2 separate regions of the Homo sapiens genome follow, and region 2 is linked to region 1. The links are chromatin contacts, found by Hi-C or POLR2A ChIA-PET in ENCODE. All regions are on one chromosome and are shown on one strand. Each heading gives the region's core, a stretch centred on a gene start or an enhancer-like site at or near the end of the contact. The rest is flanking DNA. Distances are from core to core; before and after follow the strand shown.

Region 1 (3,026 bases), core at 353-2,852:
GCCACACTATTCATCATTGCCAAAACTCGGCAGCAGCCAGATGTCCTTCAGTGGGTGAATGGATAAACAGTAGCACGTTCAGACCAGGGAATGATATTTCATGCTAAAAAGAAATGACCTGGCCAGGCGTGGTGGCTCACACCTGCAATCCCAGCACTTTGGGAGTCCGAGGCAAGCAGATCACCTGAAGCCAGGAGTTCCAGACCAGCCTGGTCAAGATGGCGAAACCCTGTCTACTAAAAATACAAAAATTAGCCAGGCATGGTAGCATGTGCCTGTAGTCCCAGATACTTGGGAGGCTAAGGCAGAAGAATCACTTGAACCCAGGAGGCAGAGATTGCAGTGAGCCGAGATCACGTCACTGCACTCTAGCCTGGGTGACAGAGCGAGACTCTGTCTCAAAGAAAAAAAAAAAAATTCATTTGTCAAGTCATGAAGACACATAGAGAAAGCTTAAATGCACATTATTAAGTGAAAGAAGCCCATCTGCAAAGGTTACAAACTATGTGATTTCAACTCTATGATGTTCTGAAAAGAGCGAAACTACGCGGACAGTAAAAAGATTCATGGTTTCCAGGGGTGGCGGGGAGGGAGGGATGAGCAGGCGGAGCACGGAGGGCGTTTCGGGAGTGGCAGCGCTCTGTAGCAGCGCTCTGTAGCAGCCACGGCGGGGAGATGCACTTGTCGCAATTCTCAGAGCCGCACCACGCAGAGTAACCCAGATGTAAATAGAGCCAATAATAATGCATCAATACTGCTTCATCAGTCGTAATCAATGCGCACATGGATGCAAGATGTTAATAGTAGGACAAACTGTGTACAAGGAGGCGGCATGTATGGGAAGTCTCTGTACTTTCTGCTCAACTTTTCTGTAAACCGAAAACTGCTCTAAAATAGTTGATCACTTTTAAAATACTTTAATTGCACACTATAAAATATATTGAATTTATAAAATTTATTAACTGAGTTTACCAAATAATTCAATTGAACATTGCAGCTAATCACATCCACTGGACTTAAATTTAGCTTTGTCCTGTGTCTGCCTGGTGATGTCGTGTTCCGCGTCTGGTTGATTGGCAGTTCTCTGGGTCACACCCTGGCGTTCTGCTGATGCTCCCAGGCCACATGTGTACAAATGTCTGGTCCGTAGAAACCAGAGCAGAGGTGGCCGCTGCCCGTCAGGAGCCAGTGCTTCTTCCCCTAGAGGGGCACTGCTGGGAGACGTCGCCCCAACTTCCTGCCCAGCACCCTGGGCACCCGGCGTGGTCACAGCAGGAGCGGAAATGATGTGAATTGTTGCAACCGGAGCCTGCGGACTCCTCCCTGCTGTCCTCTGTCTCTGGCCTGCTGGAAGCCATGGGTTTCGAGGGGCCGTAGTTCACTGCAGACCCTAGCCTCACCCAGATTTGACAGTTCTGGAACAGGAAATAAACTCGCTCTAGTTTTTAATAGCTGTGGTAAAATTACCACAAACTAAGCAGCATAAAACCATGCCATTTGTTACCTCATGGTTCCGTGAGTCAGAAGTCTGGGCCCACGTGGCTGCACTGAGTCCTCTGAAAAACCCTTGCAAGGCCGGAACCAAGAGCAGGCAGGTCAGGCTCTGGGTGGGGGAAGGGGTCCATGGGGAAGCTCTGCAGGGGGCTCCGAGGGCCCTGCCCCGGTTCAATCAGGGCGCTGGCTGAATTCAGTTCCTGAGGCCGAGGATGGAGGCCCATCTCCTCTCCGCTGGGGCCAGCCTGGGCTCCTGGAGGCTGCCTGGATGAATTCCTCCTCAAACCCGTGGACCGGGCTCCCCTCACCTCCAAACCTCTCTGATTTTAGTGGGAGAAAGTTCTCTGCTTTGAAGGGTTATTGGATTGGGCCAATAACCCTTCCAAGAATAGTCTGGGACATCCTCCCACTGCAGGGTCAGTAACCTTAACCACATCCTTAAAGCACCTTCAACGCTGAAAAGTAACATGTCTGGGTCCCGGGCTTAGGGTGTGGACCTCCCTGGGGACTCCTGGGCTCAATGCACATGCCCTGAGAGGAGCAGCTGCAGTGCAGGTTCATCTGTCAGAGCGTCTGCCGCTGCCTCAGTGCCTGCATTTCCCTTTCTTCAGCCTGATTTATAGCTCCTAGCCCCTTTCCCTCCCCAGCAGCAGTGCGGTTCCGTAGAGGGAAGACGGTGAAGCTGCCCAGAGACTTGAGTGCCTGATTCTCCCCGTCCCTTTGCACTTGGGAAATTTAGGGCAAGTGTGTGAAAGTCAGTGCCTGAAGTATCTGTCTGTGCAATGGGAGTGATTGTGACATTATCTGAGGCAGGTTTGGAAGAGGATCCTGGGCAGTGTGACTGCTGGTTCCTGTCTGCTCGGTGAATGCCGACCCTCACATGGTGCCCTCCCTCTGTCTCTGCTCTGGGCTGGTTCTGTACTCCCCACCCTGGCTCTGCTTCCCTGGCTAAAGCCCACCCTCTGCTTAACTTGTCTGCACTCTAGGTGCTTGCCGGGGCCCTCCCCCAACCCTAGCTGCCTCTTCAGACAGACAACTTCCAAGGCATCCTGTAAAATAAAGACCATGAAGGAAAGAAACCTGGCCCAAGGCAGTGAAGCTTTCTAATTCTCTTTCTCCTCTATTGGGAGATGAGATGAGAGGACGTTTGGGTGGGGAAGAAAGGGATAACCTGTGAGACATAGGCCATCTGTGACTCAGGAAACCGTGGAAACCCACCCTCCCTCTAGCTAAGGTACACAAAACCACTGGGAATGTACCCAATTATGACCCAGAGAAAGTGACGACGGGGACAGGGCCTGGGGAATGTGTAAGAGTTAAAGAAAGAAGAAAGGAAACATGAAAAGTGGCTTCACAGTCAAAGACAGGTTTATTTTGGAAAATAAACCTGAGAGGGGCTTCTGGCTGATTTCGGTCAGGAGCACTCTCTTACAGACTAAGGGTATTTAAGGGTTTAGGGAGGGGAGCTTATCGCAGGCTCGGAATGTTTCTGTGTGAGGGAAAGTTTATTGCAGGGTTGGAATGCCTCTGTT
Region 2 (2,902 bases), core at 89-2,588, 75 kb before region 1:
ACATGTTCCAGTTCCTGTCTATACTGGTTGATACTGATTCAACGAGTATGAATGAACTTATGAGGTGGGTGACGTTGTTATCCCCAGTTTACAGATGAGGAAACTGAGGCACGGTTTAACTTACCCGAGGTCATAGCAGTAGAGTTAAGATTTGAAATCAAATGTCTTACTCTCTCTCATCAATGAAAACTGAGCTACGATCTATCAGCTCAGCACATAACAACACAGGATCATCCTAATTATTTCCAATGTCCCCCAGAGTGATTCTTTTTTCTTATGATAAAAATTATCTGGAAATTTCTAGGCACATAAGCAGCTGAAAAGGTTGCATGTGAGGCAATGAATAGCAGAAATATTTGTGTGCCATTTTTATATCAACATGTTAATGTGTGCTAATGAATTTTAGAGTGGATTTTTTTAAAAACATGACTATTGTAATTAAAAGCTTATGTGATTTAAATACAAGATGCAATGATGATTACCAGATTCTATTCCTCTTTATATTTTACATAAGACTTCCAGGGTTCCATAAGTATAATCTTGAAACATAGGACATTCCTGGAAAAAAAAATTGCTTAAAACTATTTCAGTGTGCAATCCACCTCTTTGTAAATGTTACTTTCTTCCATCCAAATATTACATTTGGCAACAAAACTCTCCGCTGAGAGCTTTCTCTTCCTTTTGTGTCATTGTTCCCTAAATAAAGCAACACATGAAATTCCTGACGGCAAAAATCAGACTCAGATCCCAAAACCTCTGTCTTTATGCAAGATTTATCTTTTGCATTGGAAACGGCCAAGGAATATGAAGAGGGGAAAGAAGAGGCAAACAGACAAGCATGCAGGCTCTGAGGAATAAATGCCCCTCAGGACGCTGTCTCCTGGGGAATTGCAAACCTCAGTCCGTTTCTGAGGAAGTGCGGTCTCTGCATTTCTGAAAGAGGTATTTCCCCCCCTTGACACAAGGAGCATGGTAATGAATTGACTAGTTAAAAACTGTTGGTTGGAAAAACCCGTCCCTGTGTCTTTCTGAGCAGGGCGAGCTGAGCTGTCCGCGAGGCTGCGGCAGGAGGCCTCGTCCTCCCGGGCAGGGTCCCTCCTGGAGGCTCCCCCGGTCTCTCCCAGACGCACCCGCGCCGCGTCCTTGTTCCCCGGGAGCAGCCTCCCTCCAGCCGCCGGTCCTGGGAGCTTCACCGTCCAAACGGGAGCTGAGTTTGCAAGCGGCCAGGCGGCGGTGCGGCTGGTGCTGCTGCTGATGTCAGAGCCAGAAAGCAGTTGTGATTGGATCTAATTAGACGCTGCTGCAGCAAATAGACAAGCTCCCTGCGTGATTGGCTTCAAAGTGGCTGGTGCCAAACAACTAGCAGAGGCGCAAAAGTAGCCTCCCTGCGCTGGGAGCCCAGAGCAGGAGGCAGAGCCCGCGGGAAGCTCGGAGCACTCAGGACGCCGCGCGCCCTTCCCCGCCCTCCCTGACCAGGGAGCAGCTCGCTCCAGGCGCCCAGCCGAGGCCCCCAGCCCAGTGGGAGCAAGTCATAGAGAACAATTCGAGAGACAGAGAGACGGAGCGCGCTTTCCTGCTCAGTCCTGAAAAGTGAGCCGCTCCCGGGTTTGCAACCTCAAGCTTCGCAGCAGCGGCGGCGGCGGCTGCCGGGAAGGAGGCAGGTGCAGGTGCAGGAGGGAGGCGGCTCTGGGCTCCGCGCCTGGGTCTCGGCCATGGCCTCGGTCCTGGGGAGCGGCAGAGGGTCTGGAGGGCTGAGCAGTCAACTCAAATGCAAGTCCAAGAGGAGGAGGAGGCGGAGGTCCAAGCGGAAAGGTAAGGACCGCGTGGCGCGCCGGCCCCTGCCCCCCTTCACCCCCGGCTTCTCCACCCCGGCCTCTCATGGGGTCTCCGGGCTTGTCCGTTGTGAGCAGCTTCACTTTGGGGTGCTGGCGGGATGGCTGCTCCGTGCAGGGCGCTCGGGAGTTCAGATCCCGTGGAAATGTCTGGGGCCTCCTCTTGCCCAGAGGGGACAGTGAGCAGCCACGCTGCGACATGTTTGAGGGACCCGGACGAAGTGGGGCGAGGGCGGCGAGGAGCTCCCCGGGGACCCCGCGCGTCTCCGGGCCCCGCAGTCCCCAGTGGCCGGCCGGGCTGGCACTGCCTTCCACCCTCCGGAGGCCATCTCGTCTCCCAGTGCCAAAGGAATTACCCAAAAACGGGGGAACGAGCCCTCGCGCCAGCTACTCCCATCCAAACTGTCCCGGAGGAAGGGATAGGCGAAGCCCTGCGATCGCCTCTCCAAATTGGCTGGCAGTTTTTACTCAATGTGGTGCCCGTCGATTTGTAAACATTGGGTCGTAAAGAGAACACAGGGCTCGTCCTTGGAGAAATAAGCAGAAATGAATACAGGAAAACAGAAAGAAGCATCATATTTTGTTAGTGGTAGAAAAAAACCGCAAACCAGGAAAGCAGGAAAAGCAGCCGGCTGACAGCGGCCACTGACAAACTCAGCTGTGCCTTGTTACTGATATTCCTGGGGCTGGGCCGCGCTGAAGTTAGTCAATGCTACAGCAAGGGAGGGCTTTCACACTGGGGATTTTGCAAAATTAGCAATCGCTCCAATATGAGAGCAATGCCCCCAGTGCCATCGTAGCCTGTGTGCATGCCAGGAAGAATTAAAAGATTCTTCTCATGCCGACCCTTCTCTCCTAGAGGAACCTGTGTTATTGTCAGTTCCTAGTGAGCCTGCAGGAGAAAGTTCAGTTCTAATCATGATTTGAAATGTGCTGATTTTTTTTAAGTGAGGTAGAAGTATAAAGAACGGTTGGAAAAACACAGCTAGAATTGATCAGCTTTGCCAGTTGTTTGAAAGCAGGAGGCAACGTTAGGTGTGTTTGGGGTTGTCCATCTTTCCTGAAGAATT

The links. A loop is a pair of places that touch in the nucleus more often than their neighbours do. ChIA-PET counts read pairs that join two places held with the same protein, here RNA polymerase II (POLR2A). Pooled maps may share reads with other maps.
Region 2: a map of B cell shows a loop between it and region 1 (2.2-fold over the local background). The contact joins the promoter of ADARB2 here to the enhancer-like site in region 1. A Hi-C loop is called at or near these places in 2 of 168 maps with a recorded cell type or tissue (B cell and GM12878), 28 of 37 single-sample maps with no recorded cell type and 7 of 50 pooled maps. POLR2A ChIA-PET finds 5 or more read pairs at or near these places in 2 of 52 experiments (GM12878 and SK-N-SH).

What each region holds. Positions count from the first base shown.
Region 1 is chr10:1,661,012-1,664,037 of GRCh38, reverse strand. The region is part of intron 1 of ADARB2 (adenosine deaminase RNA specific B2 (inactive)); the gene reads left to right. Among named protein-coding and RNA genes, the nearest start is that of ADARB2, 75 kb to the left of the region's middle. RefSeq lists an enhancer at 892-1,391. Within about 2 kb of position 1,602, at least 2 of the 41 ENCODE cell types and tissues checked have a DNase peak (open chromatin) inside an H3K27ac peak, as active enhancers do; they include B cell, where a contact is called at or near this core.
Region 2 is chr10:1,735,961-1,738,862 of GRCh38, reverse strand. ADARB2 (adenosine deaminase RNA specific B2 (inactive)) reads left to right here and starts at 1,338. Exons shown (of 10, transcript NM_018702.4): 1 at 1,338-1,812. The coding sequence starts at 1,713. RefSeq lists a silencer at 1,389-1,448 and an enhancer at 1,410-2,006.